2 separate regions of the Mus musculus genome follow, and region 1 is linked to region 2. A link is a loop called in an ENCODE intact Hi-C map of the cell type or tissue named here. Cell type or tissue: left cerebral cortex. All regions are shown on one strand.

Evidence for each region. A loop is a pair of places that touch in the nucleus more often than their neighbours do. Peaks named below come from ENCODE experiments on the same cell type or tissue, not always from the same donor. Only the 100,000 strongest peaks of a DNase experiment are listed, where the experiment ranks them.
Region 1: a loop joins it to region 2, with 8 times the contacts of the local background. A loop is called at or near these places in 41 of 42 quality-filtered maps.

The regions. Positions count from the first base shown.
Region 1 is chr7:110,625,884-110,633,883 of GRCm38, forward strand. It overlaps Adm (adrenomedullin), which reads left to right and starts at 1,774. Exons shown (of 4, transcript NM_009627.2): 1 at 1,774-1,938; 2 at 2,374-2,493; 3 at 2,642-2,791; 4 at 2,979-3,937. The coding sequence starts at 2,396. The coding sequence ends at 3,285. It overlaps Gm28863 (a long non-coding RNA gene), which reads right to left and starts at 5,023. Exons shown (of 3, transcript XR_003946665.1): 1 at 4,077-5,023; 2 at 852-2,532; 3 at 1-615. In left cerebral cortex, CTCF peaks have their summits at 1,341 (motif pointing right), 2,322, 3,404, 4,481 (motif pointing left) and 1 weaker place; DNase peaks (open chromatin) are centred at 631, 1,749, 2,335, 2,609 and 2 more places; H3K4me3 peaks cover 3,421 bases; H3K27ac peaks cover 298 bases.
Region 2 is chr7:110,283,647-110,291,646 of GRCm38, forward strand. Gm32861 (a long non-coding RNA gene) reads right to left here and starts at 4,752. Exons shown (of 2, transcript XR_869865.3): 1 at 4,448-4,752; 2 at 1,856-3,451. In left cerebral cortex, a CTCF peak has its summit at 3,380 (motif pointing right); DNase peaks (open chromatin) are centred at 3,394, 4,828 and 5,159; H3K27ac peaks cover 324 bases.

The sequences.
Region 1 (8,000 bases), 340 kb after region 2:
TGAAATGAAAGGAAGGGTACAGAACGGGACAGAAGCGAGAAAAAGTTCTAGGGTCAAGTTCTAGGGTTCTGTGCTACATGTGCTGCTTGGTGCAGACAGGCTAGCCACTGGCCAGGGCTGCTGCGGTGACTGTCCCACGGCCCAGAAGGCCCTAAGGCGGGCCAGTTCGCCTAGCTGCAGCCCTTTCAACATCCGTGTCCCAAGCCCCTACCAGAAGCAGAACCTGGGAATCTGTCCCCTGCCCAAGGGGGAACTCCGTTTTGCAGTTTTAGGAGGATAAGTAATCTCGGCGCGGCCATTTCTCCCCCAGGTGCAATGTCCATGGTTGTCTGGAGGGTGACAAACGGGCTGAACCAGCAGTGCTTAGCATAGTCTGCGCTGTGAGCAAGGTCCGCGGGACAGGAATGCCTAGTCGGTTTTGCTCTTGGTCTAACACTTAGAGGCAGATAAGGTAGGACACTGGGAGATCTGCCGGGGTCGCCAGGAAGAGGACATGAGTTGTCTGTGTCCACATCACCAGGGCTGGGGGCTAGGAGCTGTCGTAGGTCATGTCTTTAGCTTCGGGACCTTCCGGGAGACCTGCATGCGGAGCTACGCCTGTCGCCCAGTTTGGCCCTAGAAGGGAAGAAAGTGAACTCACGGATCTGTGAAGAGCACCAGCCCGTGGCAAACGTGTTCGAACTGATTCATCGTGAATTAGCACATATCTCTGGGCTAGGCGGGGGCCGGCATTCTCCCCCCACCTGATGAGAATGGTGACCCCAGCCAGAAAACCGAGCCGCTGTGCCCCAGTCTTTTGAGTCCAGACTCTACAGCTTCCCACCTTTAGTGTGACTGGGCAATAGACTTACCCTTTCGGCACTTCACTTTAATTCAAGAGAACACCAGCTCGGGAGTGTAGAGATCAAAAGCGATTGGGATCTGGCTGGGATTTGTCAACTGTAAAGTGATTAACATATGTGAGGCATTAGTGTGCTCCCAGTCAGTCAATCCTCACGTTTATGATGGATGAATGAAGGCAGTCAGGTCAACTCGCAGGTCATAGCCTTATAAGGGATAATAGTATCACAAGGAAGAAAACAAAACTATCTCTCTTCCTAATTTTGGCTATTCCTGTATTTCCAAATAGGAATGTGAGTTCTGAATTTTCAGATAACTACCCTCTCCAAACCCCAATTTCCAATTCAGCTGTTCCCAGTTCTGCCCTTATTACGAAATCCGTACTGGCTAGTCTATCGAGAAACCCCTCAGTCCCAGTCACTGGAGACTGAGCCTCTCCCTTCCAGGTGTACCCTGCGGGCACAGATGGGGGTCGAGGCTCAGTCAGGTGCTAAGCCGGCAGGGGGCGCGGTCCATTTGAGGTCACAGCTCCCCAAGTCCGGGGTTTTGGTTATCCATGTGTCCCACCCGTCTCCCGGTTCTTGCAGCACTGTCCAGGAAGCTCAGATCAGCACTCTGGGTTGTACACATTATGGGCAAAGGATTCACCCCACCCGAGTTGTTCTGGTTCCCCTTCCCTTCTCACTGTTTGAACTCTATGCTGGGAAATTAGGGCAAGGGAAGTCCTGCTCCAGTCTAATCTCTCAGAGCGGATCTCTGAGATGTCTAGCCACAGGGGACCTCTTACCCCTACCCCCCATACCCACAGGCAAGCTGCAGGGCAGGTCTGGTTTTAGAAGCAAGCACGCTGGAGAGGGAGGACTCCAGGGCAAATCTGACCACGCCCACCGTCCGCCCCTGAGCGCTTATAAGACGCTGGAGCTGGTGCTCACTAGTCAGTGGTTTCTTGGTGACACTAGACAGAGCAACTCCAGCGTTACCGCTCCCGCTCCTGGTTTCTCGGCTTCTCATCGCAGTCAATCTTGGACTTTGGGGTTTTGCTACTGTCAGAAGGACTTCTTTCTGCTTCAAGTGCTTGACAACGCACCCCTTTATCAGGTAGGAACCGCTGGCCTCCAGCATGTTAGGGAGGGGGACGGCTTTGCCAAAGCCCCAAAACTTGCAGAGCTGGACAAGGGGGAACAACCCACTTTAGGGTATCCAATGTAGAGAACACCTCATTGCCCAGGTCTAGCTCATGCGCACAGCTGGAGCTCTCTTGAGATCCCCCCTCCTCCTTGGGCTGAGATCCTGGGACTTTAGTTGGAAACCTCTGGAAGCCTGGCACTTCTCAATGGCTTCCTTTGCCTTGCTTGTCACCCACCCGGCCAGCGCAAAAATCTCCGGTGTTTCTCTGCGCCAGTGGGGGAGATAAGCAGCTGAGCCAGGAAGAGCGCTGCCAAGCGGCTCCCCGTCCTGCCGCCACCCTTCGCGTGCTGACGGGATCGTGCTGCTGGCCCGGTTGCTCACACTCGGTGTCTTGTTCCTTTCCAGGGTATCAGAGCATCGCCACAGAATGAAGCTGGTTTCCATCACCCTGATGTTATTGGGTTCACTCGCTTTCCTAGGCGCGGACACTGCAGGGCCAGATACTCCTTCGCAGTTCCGAAAGAAGTGAGTTTGGGCCGTGCTTTCTTTCTTCACTTTGAATACCTGGCAATGAGAGAAAACTGAGAGATGGTCTGGAGGTGTTACAAAGGGAGTGGAGCTGGCTGGGACATCACTTGAACTTAGGCCAAACGCATCTGCTTGTGTTTTCTAGGTGGAATAAGTGGGCGCTAAGTCGTGGGAAGAGGGAACTACAAGCATCCAGCAGCTACCCTACGGGACTCGCTGATGAGACGACAGTTCCTACCCAGACTCTTGATCCATTCCTGGACGAGCAGAACACAACTGGCCCCCTACAAGCCAGGTAACTATGCTCTCTGCAGAGGATGTGCCCTCTCCACTACTCTGACCCTGGGGATTGTCCTGGCTGCACTGCAGCTGAGGCTCCGGCGGAGGGAACGGGTTCCAGGTCCCTCGGGTACTGCATGGCTCCGGTCCCAGGTGGTTGGGACCAAAGCCCCGGTTGATGAGGTGTCCTTCCTTCTTCACAGCAATCAGAGCGAAGCCCACATTCGTGTCAAACGCTACCGCCAGAGCATGAACCAGGGTTCCCGCAGCAATGGATGCCGCTTCGGGACCTGCACATTTCAGAAATTGGCCCACCAGATCTACCAGCTAACAGACAAAGACAAGGACGGCATGGCTCCCAGAAACAAGATCAGCCCTCAAGGCTATGGCCGCCGGCGCCGGCGTTCCCTGCTGGAGGTCCTCCGGTCCCGGACTGTGGAGTCCTCCCAGGAGCAGACACACACAGCCCCAGGCCCCTGGGCGCACATCTCCAGACTCTTTAGGATATAGGTGCGGGTGACAGCATTGAACAGTCGGGCGAGTATCCCGTTGGCGCCTGCGGAATCAGAGAACTTCGCACCGGGGCGGACTGAGACAATCCTGCAGAGATCTGCCTGGCTGCCCCTAGGGGAGGCAGAGGAACCCAAGACCAAGCCAGGCTCATGCCAGAAACCGAGACTTACAGGCTGATACTCTCCGGGCAGGGGTCTGAGCCACTGCCTTGCCCGCTCATAAACTGGTTTCTCACGGGGCATAAGCCTCATTACTACTTGAACTTTCCAAAACCTAGCGAGGAACGTGCAATGCTTGTTGTCCAGCCAAAGGTAACTATAGTATTTAAGTTTGTTGCTGTCAAGGTTTTTTTTTTTGTAACTTCAAATATATAGAGATATTTTTGTACGTTATATATTGTATTAAGGGCATTTTAAAGTGATTATATTGTCACCTTCCCCTATTTTAAGACGTGAATGTCTCAGCAAGGTGTAAGGTTGTTTGGTTCCGTGTGTGTGTGTGTGTGTGTGTGTGTGTGTGTGTGTGTGTAAGGTGGAGAGCGCCTGATTATCGCCTGTGGATGAAGAAAAAACATTGTGTTTCCTATAATCTATTTACATAAAATATGTGATCTGGGAAAAAGCAAACCAATAAACTGTCTCAATGCTGATTCATTCTCGGTTCATGCATTTGGGGAAGGATGGTGGTCTGGGTTTGGGTCGGCCTGGAAGTGCTGAGATTCTGCTTCTTGTTTTGGGAAGATTGAACTGCATTGTGGGTGCAAAGCAACCTCTCTAAGCAAGGCTTACCTGTTGTGAGCTCTGGTGTCCATGTGGATGCACAAAGCGCGTGTCCTGGGAGGGAGTCAAGAGTTCTCTGAGATACCCGAGTTCACCTCCTTGCATGGCAACCAGACCGGGTAGGGTAGGGTGAGCCCTAATAGGCGAGCCTGGGCTCCTTAAGTTGCGCAATATACTCCCAATTTTATAGGGTTGCTCACTGGACCTGAGCTAAGGCGCTCTTTGGAGACTTAAACTGATATCCAAGGCTTTCTAAGTAGAGTTTATGCTCCAACTGTGGGTGTTAAAAGCTACCGGGGGTGGGGGACCCGCAAAACGTTCGCACAGCAGCTCTGGGAAACCCTCAGCTAGCAGCCCAAGTCTTCACTGGGCCCTGACGTCCATAAGCGGGGCTGTAGCGCCCCCTGCTGGCCACCATGCGTGCTCCCCCAAAGAGCGGTAGAGTAGTACGTGCGGTTTAATAAGTTCTTCTACGTGGGAGTCAGCACATAGTCTTAATGAAAGAGGAAAGAAAGGGGGGGAAAAAGCAGTTTGCAGATGCCAACTGGGCTCCCCTCCCTTCGTCTTCTCCCCCCTTCCCCGACCTGCACGCGGGCTTGCTGTGCAGGGGCAGTGACTCAGCGCCCACACGCTGCGCGGCGAGCAGCTGCTGGCCGGAGGCGGGCGGATGGACGTGCAGCCGGAACCGTGCGCCTCCGAGGGCCTGAGACCTTCATTGTTCGTCTCCCCTTCCAGTTCTCCTCTTCCTTCCTCTTTCCCAAGCCTTTTTTCATGCTGCCTTCACTTCTATCTAGCCTTCTCTCCCTCTTTCCTTCCTCCGTGCTTTCAGTCACCTCTGTATCCAGTGAGGAATGCTAGCCTCTAAGCTTGAAGGCCCAGGGCACAGGGACTATAAGATTAGGAGGCTAAGGTGACGCCATGTACCTGTCTAGCTAGGAGGCCTGGCCAATTGGCTCACTCAGCCAATCCCTGAAGACCAATTATTGTGCTTTCCTGAAAGTTTTGCTAGCCGTTTGGAGATGCTGAATTGCCTGTACCTCCAGCTAGTTCAGGGTTTCTGGAAGCAGTTTGGTTTGGGAAGGGCATTTCAGAACCCGGACCGTGGGACTAGATGTTTTCTTCCTTACAGAAGCCTATATACACAATGAAATGCGCTGGTCCTTTGTCTGAGTCTACACACAACCTGATAGAAGCAGCTCCTGCTTCAGAAGAAAGCAGCCTATAGCACATAGACTCGCCTCTGGCTGTAGGAAGCATCAGTCCCATCCAGTTCCGTGTCCTATTTGATCTTAACAATTTCCTGGAGCACCCAGCCCCAGTAGATCATAAATGCAGCACAGACCATCCTGGCCACAAGGACTTCTTGCTAAGTATTCGCATGGAACTTTGCCAGGCACTGAAGAGGCACAGGGCACGCATGAAAGAGGAAACGATCAGAAGTTTCAATCCTGCAACTGCTGTGCCAGTGGGTTGGGGGGGGGGGGGTCTGAAGGGGTTGCGGAAACTGCGAAGAGCAGAGACCACCTTGGCCTCACCGACAGAGGCTCAAAGCCACTCACTCGAGTTCTTTCTTTAAGCCAAGGTTTGTCCCGTAGCCACAGAGCCCTTCAGCCAAAACCTTACTCTGGCAGAACTTCAACCTACCAGACAAAGCCGCCAAAGACAGGTTGGGCACCGGCTTAGGGGCAGCTGGGAACAGGCATCTAGCCTTCGTCTGAGGGAGTCTTATGACCTCAGGGAATTCAAGGCAAGTAGAACTGTGGTGGTTCAGCCCGGAGAGGAACCAGACAGCTGCTCTGCTGGAGTCGTTCCTATTGCTAAACCTGTGACTTGAGACATTTCTGAGCAGACAGAGACCCTCTTATGACCAGCCTGCTGGAGCACTTGGGATTAACTAAAGGTCACCACAAAGCCTCGGGCCCTTCTCTGGAGGCTGTTCAACTGGCCTTCGGGATTTTTTTTTTTCTTCATAAGGTGCTGAAGGTTATTGGGATAGGGCCTCCTGATGCCAAGAACACATCATTTATCAACGGTGTTGAGTCATTTTGTGAGCTGATTTGAACCTGTCCACAGCTAAGAAATAGTCACAGTTCTTTTTTTTTTTTTTTTTTTTAATCTGTAGCTACTGTTGCTGGCTGTGGGAATGGTATCACCCATTTGTAATCAACCAAGGGTACCAGACGATTTCTAGAAAGTTCAGCACCAGCAGGTTGTCTGAACAGCTAAGGGTGGAAAGGAGAGATGGGGTGGGCCAGAAACCAGTTCTTTTTTTAGTTCTTGCTTGGTGTCAACTATTCTTCTAGCCACTTTCTATACCTTATCTCACCAAGTTCTTACAGTAGCTTTCTGAAGGAGGTGTTATTATCTCTCTTAGTAGATAAGGAAGCTGAACTTCAGAGAGGTGAAGTAACTCAGGCAAGGTCACACAGCGAGTGGTGGAACGTGGCTATGCACCCAAGTGCTACAGGCTATTTTGATGCTATGAAGACATAGGGAGTAAAATGAGATAATTTTAACCTTTAGATTCTCAGGCCAGATGTCTCCACATGTCTTCTAACTCTGAGGATGGCGTCAGTAGGTGATTTGCGCCCCACGGTGATTCTGAGAGCTTTCCATGGGAGCTAGTAGGATGGGGAAGGGGAACTGCTCTAGCGCTGAGCTCAATAAGCACAAAGGAAAGAAACAAAGTGAGTTGTGAATTCCTGGTCTTCCTTGGAAGCAAGGATCATAAATCAGGAATGGCTTTCCTCATCCTGAGCTAGGCTACTGGCCTCTTTGGTTTGCATTGCCAACTATAGTTAGAACATACACTGAGGCCTCCGGAGCTGGCTTCTGAGAGAAGGGCCTTCTGAGAAGCTATTCCTGGCTGTGCACAGTCCTGCACTGTAGTTCTCCAGTCGCCTGGAAGAACACCTGTGTCTACAAAGCCGCAAATAGCATTTCCACCCTCGAGGTGGGACCTTTTGTTTTGGCATCTGCTATCCACGGCAGCTTTTGAAAGGAGGTTCTGAGTTTGACTCTCAGGGAGCCACCCTCCTTTCCCCAGTGGAGGAGCAGGAGGCCCTGTTATCCTGAGTTCCAGGGAAGGTTTTGCCAAAGCTGGATTGGAGGGTTCGTCTTGATTTGCATGGGAAGAAGGGTGAGGCTAGATAGATATCTGGTGGTCCCACTGGTCTTGTTCCAGAGCTATTTTGGAACATTTTGGAAAAACAATAAAATGACTGGCCACACAGGCAGCTGAGTTTTAGTAGACTGTTATACGTTTGTCTAACAGCAGAAGTATTTGACTTATTATGTAGTAGTTATTTGGCATTGCAAAGGCTCCCCTTTATCTTCATCCCCAGCCATAACTATCATTAGTATTTTAGTCTATACTTTTTTAGACACTTTAATACATCAGAGACACCTATATTATAGACACATAGACATATATATCTAATACACAGACACATTCTTTTACAAATGCAACTCCTAGGTGGGGAGAGCTGAATTAAACACATTTGTCAGTTTAAGGCAAGTTGTCACTACCAGTCTTTGTAACGCTTCTCTCTTGTAACAAATATATATGTTATTATATATAGCATATATTACATTATGTATAACATATATTAATTTTCATACTCTTTCTTGAACCCTTGATGGCAGCCCTCTTTTATTTTTGAACGCCAACTTGCTATGTAGCCAAGACTGGTCTTGAACTCCTGATCCTCCTGCCTCCACCTCCTGAGCACTGGACTTCAGGTGTGAACCCCTACACAACAGCTTTCCTTAAAATGTTTGATATACATACATGTGCAAGTGGGATTGTAAAATGCACCATGTTGCACCTACATGTTCAACATATGGATCTATTGTGTTCTATTTTACACCTACATGTTTAGCATATGGATCTAATGTGTTCCATTTTTGTTGTTTCCCGGTTTTATCACTCAA
Region 2 (8,000 bases):
CTCCTGAAAACACTGGGTTTGGGAGTTAAGACCTCAAGAAGTTAGCTGTGACCTCATGTTTGGTGTGAGTCACAGCTGTGGGAAGCCTTGGTCAGCTCAGGAACCTACCTCTATCGTTGCTGTTACCTCTGAAGTCTTTTCTTCTTGTCTCTGTTCTCTCAATTTATTTATTTATTTTTATGTCTTTGACTAGAATAAACCTTGTGGTTTTCTATTTGGTTTTACATGGTCACCAAGATTAAAACTTCGTACTGTGGATGAAGCGGTCCCTTGTTCTAGCTTGACTATGTATTGGCAAGCTGGTCTTCCCTCATGAAGGAGAGCAGGGAGAGAAAGGTGTTTGTCAAACCATCCTTCTTTCTCTAGTGCAGTGCTCTCAAGTACAGACACTTGTTCCTGAGGGGACACTTGGCAGTATCTGGAAACATTTGTGGTTTTCATAACTGGAAGGAGTGTGCTGGCTGTGGTGGGTGCCTTGCATCACCCCTGCTCGGGGGCAGTTGCTGTTAATTCCTGTTAAGCCTCATTGACCCTTCTGAGGTTTCTAAGTCATTGGTCTTGGGTAGTGGGCACATTTGTGGCGGACACTAAATTCCAACCCTAGTCTAGACTCAACCTCCCTGTCCATTTTCTACTAGAGCAGAAACAGTCTGTCAGGGCCATACACCCACAGGAATGTGGGCCTTTCTCTATGTCTGCCTCCTGTATGGCAGTTGCGAGGGCCAGAGAGATTGTTAGAGTAAGCAAAGGAGAGCTCTGTCCAGATCCCACCTCCCCACTTCACCCCAGTTCTCCCCCAAACACAACCAGTAGCCTAACCTGGGTTTCTGAAGGTGGTATCTGGGAGACTCACTTCCTGAGTTTCCTCTCTGCTCTTTAGCCAGGAGCACCCCAGGGACAGGGTCCATCACAGACTGGGGGTTCAGACCAGCTGCCACCTCCATGTCACCCTCAAAGTCTGTCCAATGGGAGTGAGGCTGTCCTAGGCTGCCAGAGCAGGGGTTTCATATCAGGGGAGAGCATTCCAGGATTGGAATTGAGTGTCCACCACAAACATACCCACTACCTAAGACCGGTGACTTGGAAGCCTCAGAAGGGCCAGCAAGACTTAACAGGAATGGACAGCACTCTCCAAGCGAGGCTGGTTCGAGGCACCCACTACAGCCAGCACACTCCTGGTTATGAAAACAAGGATACAATGAGTGATTACAGAGAATGTGAACTAGGGAAAAGACTTCATCTCGGAGGCCCAAGGCCTGCAGCCCTGGTTCTGAGCTGGAAGCTGGTGATGGCAGGAAAGGGCTTTTTCCAGCGTTCTGTGCTTCCCACCCCTGCTTGCATCAGAGTACTTACCTGGGAAGGAGTCCGGGCATCAGTCACATAGATCTAGGCTCAGTTGTGACTCTGAGACAGGATGGCTACATCTCCCCTTCCACACATACCTAGCTCTGAGCTTTACTCCAGGGCTGACCCAGGAGTTTTTGACAACTGATGTTTCCTGCATTAGGACAGTGCTCCCTTTCTGAGAAACACCTCCTGCAGATTACCGTGGTGTGTTGAACCAGCCTTCTGTGCATCCTCTGGGGGGACCTGCTTTTTCACTATAAGAACCACTTCTTCCAGCGCGCGCGCACACACACACTGTGCCCACAGAAAGCCTCCTCAAGGACAGCTTCATGTGGACCAGCAAAGAGGGTGCAGCAGCTCATGTCTTCCTCAAGCCCTGAACCTGCTTACAGAGCCCCCGGGTCTGTGCAGAGCCACTGTGGAGGCAGGTGTGTCCCTTCCCTGAATGTGATCTTTAAGAGTGTCTTTCTGCTTAAACACTAAACTCAGTAAGTTGCCTTACGTGAAGTTTACTTTTATAGACTTTTATTTATTCTTTACAATCTCATATGTTTGTAATGTATCTCAATTATACCCATCCCCACCCCCTGTCCTGCACCCTGCCCCTGCATGCCCCTCCTCCACTTTTTTTTTCCTTTCATTTTTGTAACTGAGTCCAGTCAGTGCTGCCTTTCGGAATGAAGACTGATCTTACTGGCTTGGTTATGGGCTGCCGTGACTCCCTGAGCACAGTGGCTGTGTCTGGTCAAGAACGCAGCGCTCCATAACACACCTCCCCATCCCCAACTCCTGCACTTGTTCTGCCTTGATGTTCCCTGGGCCACCGGATGGGCTTGATACAGATGCTCCAGTTGGGGCTGATCACTCCACAGTCACTTGCTGTCAGCACTCTGACCAGTTAGGAGTCTCTGCATTACTGCTGCATTGCTCTGCATTACTGCTGCTCACTGCAGAGAAGCTTCTCTGGACAAGGTTGAGGACAGCACTCCGTGGAGAAGATTGCTGGCCCAGCTGCACTGAATTGAAAGGTGACGTTCTCAGATGGCTGTCCACTCATCACAGTGTGCTGGAACAACTAGTGGGCAAAGTTCTTTTCTGCAGTTAGGTCAAAACCCACCTGCAACCAAGCTGAACCCCCAACCCCCAAGGCTCGAAGGGGATTGCCTGGGGCTGCTGGAGACAGTCACTGAGTCAACTGAAAGGGTTAGACTAGGCTGTCTGCCCTCAGAATGGCACTGCACAGATGATGTCCCCAGCGTGTCACCCCTGGAGCACAAGATGGCCATCTGCCCCTTAAAGGCTGGTGGGGACACTCCCCACACCCCACAATGCCGTTGGGGAAGTCACATGGTGAGGGACTTTCCTTTTGAGCTAGGCCAGGCCATGTGGTGGGGATTTCTGCTGATCGTCTGGCAGGTGTCTGTATTAAGTTGCTCATGCGAGGCTTCTGGAGAGTTGGGGGAATATCCGAGATGCTTAGAGGCAGGTGTGCAACTTCTGAGGCGTCCAAGGAGGAATGAACCAAACAGCCCCAGAATGGGGCCCAGAAATACCTAGTTCCTGTCAGCTCATAGCCTAGCTCTTTACCTCTAAGCAAGCGGTGGTCGAGGGGATCTCAAGGGGCCAGGACTGCTATACCCCAGCAGGTCCCCAGGATCCACATCTCTGCTCCTGCACCTTGTGACTTCTTGGGTGGCTACTGAAGGTTTATGCCATGGTCACAGATTCTTCAGGGTTGACCAGCTCCTGCTGCTCTGAGTGGCATCTAGTCTCCATTTCTCCCAGGAATCTTCAGGAAAGCCGATACTAAGTGGAAAACACCCCACATGCCTTTGAGGGGACTTCCCGGACTCTTGATAGACAGGCTCGTTTGAATTCTTTCTCCTAACAAACAACTCTGTAGATTTTTTTCTATCACAAGGTGGTGTGATACCCAGTGTGGGAAATGGGAAAGCAGGTGTGAGCTCACCTGGGACAGTCAGCAAGGATTCCGAAGGGAGGCCTGTTGGATCTGTGTGTTTCTGGCCAGGCGGCCGCCAGGTGGCAGCCGTGCACCATGTCCGCGGGTTAAGACTGCGATGCCTGTGTTCTGCTGACCAGGATCCTGTCAGTGGGGACAATCCAAACTCTGAGCACTGCCGGGAGCCAGACCCCACCTAATTTTACCGAATCTCCCCAACCCATAGTGTTCACGTGATTTACCTATTTTACAGATGTGAAAAATTGGGCTCAGGAAGGTAGGTAGTCAGTCACCCCAAGGAGTCACAGGCTCTGGGGACCAGAAAGCCCAAATGAGGGGTCCTCTGTGCCAGAGGGCCCCCACCACTCCCACAATGCAGGCAGGCCTAAGGCATGGGGTGGGAGTTCTATGGTCTCTCTGTCTCTGAGGCTCCTGGCACTTTCCCTTGGGAGCTGAGGGGACCCTGAATTGCATCCTTGGTCCAGTGTGGTCACCACAGCTTTCTGTCTGACCATCCTTTACAATGCCTTCTGGGAGCAAGCCAGCAAGCTTGGAGTTTTGGCTGGAGGCGCCTTGGGGATGGGGGAGGGTGGAGGGTGGAGGATCAGCAGCCACAGAGAAGGGGCCTGTTTCCTGACTCTCTGACCCGGGCTGTCTCTGTGGAGGCCCCAGACCCAGGAAGGTCATCTAGGGCGAAATTCCAGCTTGAGCCCCCTGAGCAATGACTTCAGTTTTCTTGATAAGGCAGAAAAAGGGACACTGAGTGTCCACCCCACACCCCCTCTCTGTCAGCACCTCGGCTCTAGTGAGGCCTCTGTGGTAGACAGCCTGACGGGGAGAAGAGACAAAGATAGACTGGGGACAGATAAGGACAGAGACAGCCAGGGACAGATGGAGCATAGAGGTGAAGATGGGGCAGCTGCCTGTGGGGAACCCCAGGGGTCAGCACCCGGCCTCTGTCTCAGCTTGCTAAAAGCTGGTTGATTGTCAAGGCTGCCACAGAGAGACTTGGGGGATATAGCAGGAACATTGGCTGTGCCGCCAGCTTGAAGAACACAACTCTAATGCCTGGGCCTGGGTCCTAGTGTGTGACTCCTGAGGCTGGTGTTTCCGTGTGTTGATGGAGTCAGGGGGTGTTACCTCTGAGGTTCCAGGAAGCATCAGCAAAGAGGTTGAGGGGCCTTGGCTCCATGGCCACCGCTGTTGGATAGGAACTGCTACTGCTTTGTGGCCTTCCAAGGTCACCTGGCCTCACAGTCTTCCAGGCACGGTCTGTGAGAGAATATTTGCACCCAACACTGTCTATTTGGCTTGTCAGGTTGGTGGAAGCTGAAAAGACACAGCTGGCCTGTGGGCTCCTGGGTCACCATGTGCAGTTGAGTCACAACCCTCAGGGAACAAGAGCCTGGACTCAGGGCTGTGCCCACAGACACATCCACACAGGTACCCAGATGCCTTGTGCAGCTGAGTCACTGTCACTCCTTGGGGAGCGCGTGCTGGCTCGCATGTGTACACAGGTACATAGAGACAGGGTGCACCTGACTGTGAGTCACTGGTGCCAGCCAGCTCTGAGGGAGGGCACTGAGAGTCTGTCCTGCCATCCCTGTTTAAAAGCAAATACTCACATGCCTACATAAGAATGTATGCCTAAAGCACGGCTTCTTCGTACTGGGGTGTGTGTGTGTGTGTGTGTCAGAAATACTTGTTGAATGAACATACGAGCAGAATGAATGGACAGACAAACGAAGAGATGGGTGACACCCCCCTCCCTGCTTGGTAAAATTGGTCAGGGCAGCTCCTCAGGGTGGGTCCAATGCTCTGTGTCTGCAGGGAGTTGTCTTGCTCCAAATATAGCCTCCATGGGTGGGCGGGGAGCCAGGGATGCTTCTCAGGCAGTGACTTCACTGGGCCCAGGGCCCAGCCTCTGTGGACTTGGAGAAAATGAACAGAGGCCCAGCTTCCCATAGCCAGGCTTGAACTGTGGGGCTGGAGCCGTCAGTGCCACCGCTTGGCACCTGGAACTGTGGCACAGGGGTGGTACAGATGGGTGCGGAGAGCTTCTGGGCTGGCACTTCTTGGGGAAGGCAGGGGCCTGCCTGCTGATTGCATAACGCAGACCCCCTGCCGGGCTGTCCTTCATCTGGCAGGGACAGCCCTCTGGCCTGGGCTTGCTCCCAGGCCACTCCTTTGTTTCTGGAATCTTTTCTTTTTTTATTATTTCTTTTATTTTTTGAGATTGTAATGTAATTACATCATTTTCCCCTTCTCCTTCCTCTCTGCAAACACTCCCTAACAACCCCCTTGCTCTCTTTCAAATTCATGGCTTCCTTTTTTCCCCCATTAATTGTTGTTACATACATATGCATGTATATGTGTGCGCATGTGTGTGTACACATATGTTTTCCTAACTATAACCTGCTCAGTGTAGATAATGGTACTTGTTTGTATGTTTTCAGGCCTGACCACTTGACATTTGATAATCAGCTGGTGTGCTTTTCCTTGGGAAAGACTTTGAGCAGTCCTTAGTTGCCTGTAGTTCTTTATGGAGGGTTGGGGCCTCGTGGGCTCCCTGTCCACTTTGGCATGTCTATAGTTGATGTCTGCTTTCAGCTTATGTTCAGGCTGCCATGTTGGTGAGACTTCATGGGTGTAGTAGCATCTGAAATGACTAGGAGGCAGGGTCTCACAGCCATCTCTGGTCCTCTGACTCCTACAATCTTTCTCTTCCCTGAGCCTTAGGTGTGGCATGTTTTGAAGATGTACCCACTGGGACTCGGTAGGATCCTCTTTCCTTGGCACCCCCCCCCCCAATTCAGCTCAGCAGTTGTAGTATTACTGGAGTTGACATCCTGCCTTTAGACCTGTCCTTTCTGCCCTGCCCTGCTCACAGCTGTCAGGCATTTTTCTAAAATAAAGATCTGACTCAGCCCTTTTCTGTTGGAAAGGCTCCCTGTGGCTTCTCCCGGTGAGCAGCAGGTTGGATGCCTCCCCCGGTGCTCAAACCATCTTTCCTGGGTCCACCCTACCTGGGTGTTTCGAAAGGCTGTCACATGGACAATGTGCTGGCTAGTTTTAGGTCAACTTGACACTAGCTAGTCATCAGAGAGAGAGGAAAATAACTCCATAAGAACAGGCTGTAGGCAAGCCTGTGAGGCATTGTCTTAATTAACATTGATGAGAGGGCCCAGCCCATTGTGGGTGGTGCCATCCCTGGGTCCTGAGTTCTCTAAGAAAGCAGGCTGAGTAAGCCATGGGGAACAAGTCAGTAAGCAGCGCCCTCCACGGCCTCTGCATCAGCTCCTGCCTCCAGGTTACAGTTCTGTTTCTACCTGCCTGCCTTCCACAAGGGACTGTGCTATGAGACTGTGGGCTATGGCATGGGGTCTCATCACAGCAACAGTGATCCTAACTTGGGCAGAAATTGGTACCAGGATTTCAGAGTACTGCTGTGATAGACTGACTATGTTATTTTTAGGAAGATTGTGGAAAGACTTTGGAACTTTGGGTTTGAAAAGCCATCGAGTGTTCAAAGCTCAGTGAGCTGCTGCTCGGTGGGAGCTTAGAAGATAAGAGTTGAGAGGAATGGGGGTGATAGAGGCCTGGCTTGCGAATGAACTTCCGGAGGGAAGATTGAGAATCCCTTATTTTGGGGCCATTGCATATTTTTAAATAGGAACCTGTGGTTCTGGTCAGCTGGGCTTAAAGAATAGGCTGTGATTAGCAAGAGGCCAGAACCAGAGGTAAAACCGTTGCTTTGCCGGGACAATTGATGGTGGTTAGCTGGAGCCGAGAAATTAGCGGTGATTAAGAAGACACCAGCATTGCTGAGGTGGAGTCTTCTGGGAAGTGTTTCCTCAGAGTCAGCAGACAGAGGCTGTTCCAGCAGTGGCCAAGGCTGCTCACTTTGGTCTCCCAGGTGGCTCTGGTGTCGAAGGCATCAAGGGGTCATGGAGAGGCGCTAAGGCTTGACAGAGTGAGAGGCCGCGGAGGCCATAGGTTAGGGTGCAGCCTCAGAGCAGTGGAAACCCCAACAATGAAGAGGTCATGGAGAGGAGCTGAGGTGTGAGTGGAGTTCAGGAGTGGTTATTGGTAAAAGTGCACCCCCATGGCAGCAGAAGATGCTGGCACATTGGAGATGCCAGTACCGTGGGATGACCGCTGAGGACAGCAGCAGCGTGGAGAGCGCGCTGCAGAGGGCGGAGCCGGAGAAGTTAGCCTAGTTCTTAGGAGGAGCCCAGAAAACCGTGAGTGGATTGCAGAGATTGGACCCTGGGATATTTACACTGCTGGAATTTACTTTTGCTTTTTCCAGACTGTGAGTGTGGCCTGGTTCTTTCCTCTTGAAGTAAGGAAGTATCTAACTTATTTTGGCTTTATAGGACTCCACAGTTGAGAAACTTTTAAACTTTTTTTTTTTTTCCTTTCTGGTTATTTAAGACAGGGTTTCTCTGTGTAGCCCTGGCTGTCCTGGAACTCACTCTGTAGACCAGGCTGGCCTGGAACTCAGAAATTCGCTTGCCTCTGCCTACCAAGTGCTGGGACTAAAGGCATGCGCCACCACGCCTGGCCTGACTTTTAAGGAGGTTTGAATTTATAGAGATGGTGTGTGACTTTAAAGTCATTTATGTTTTATATTGAGATACTAATGTTAACATGCTATCCTGGGGACAATTGAGGCCTCCTCCTTCTTCTT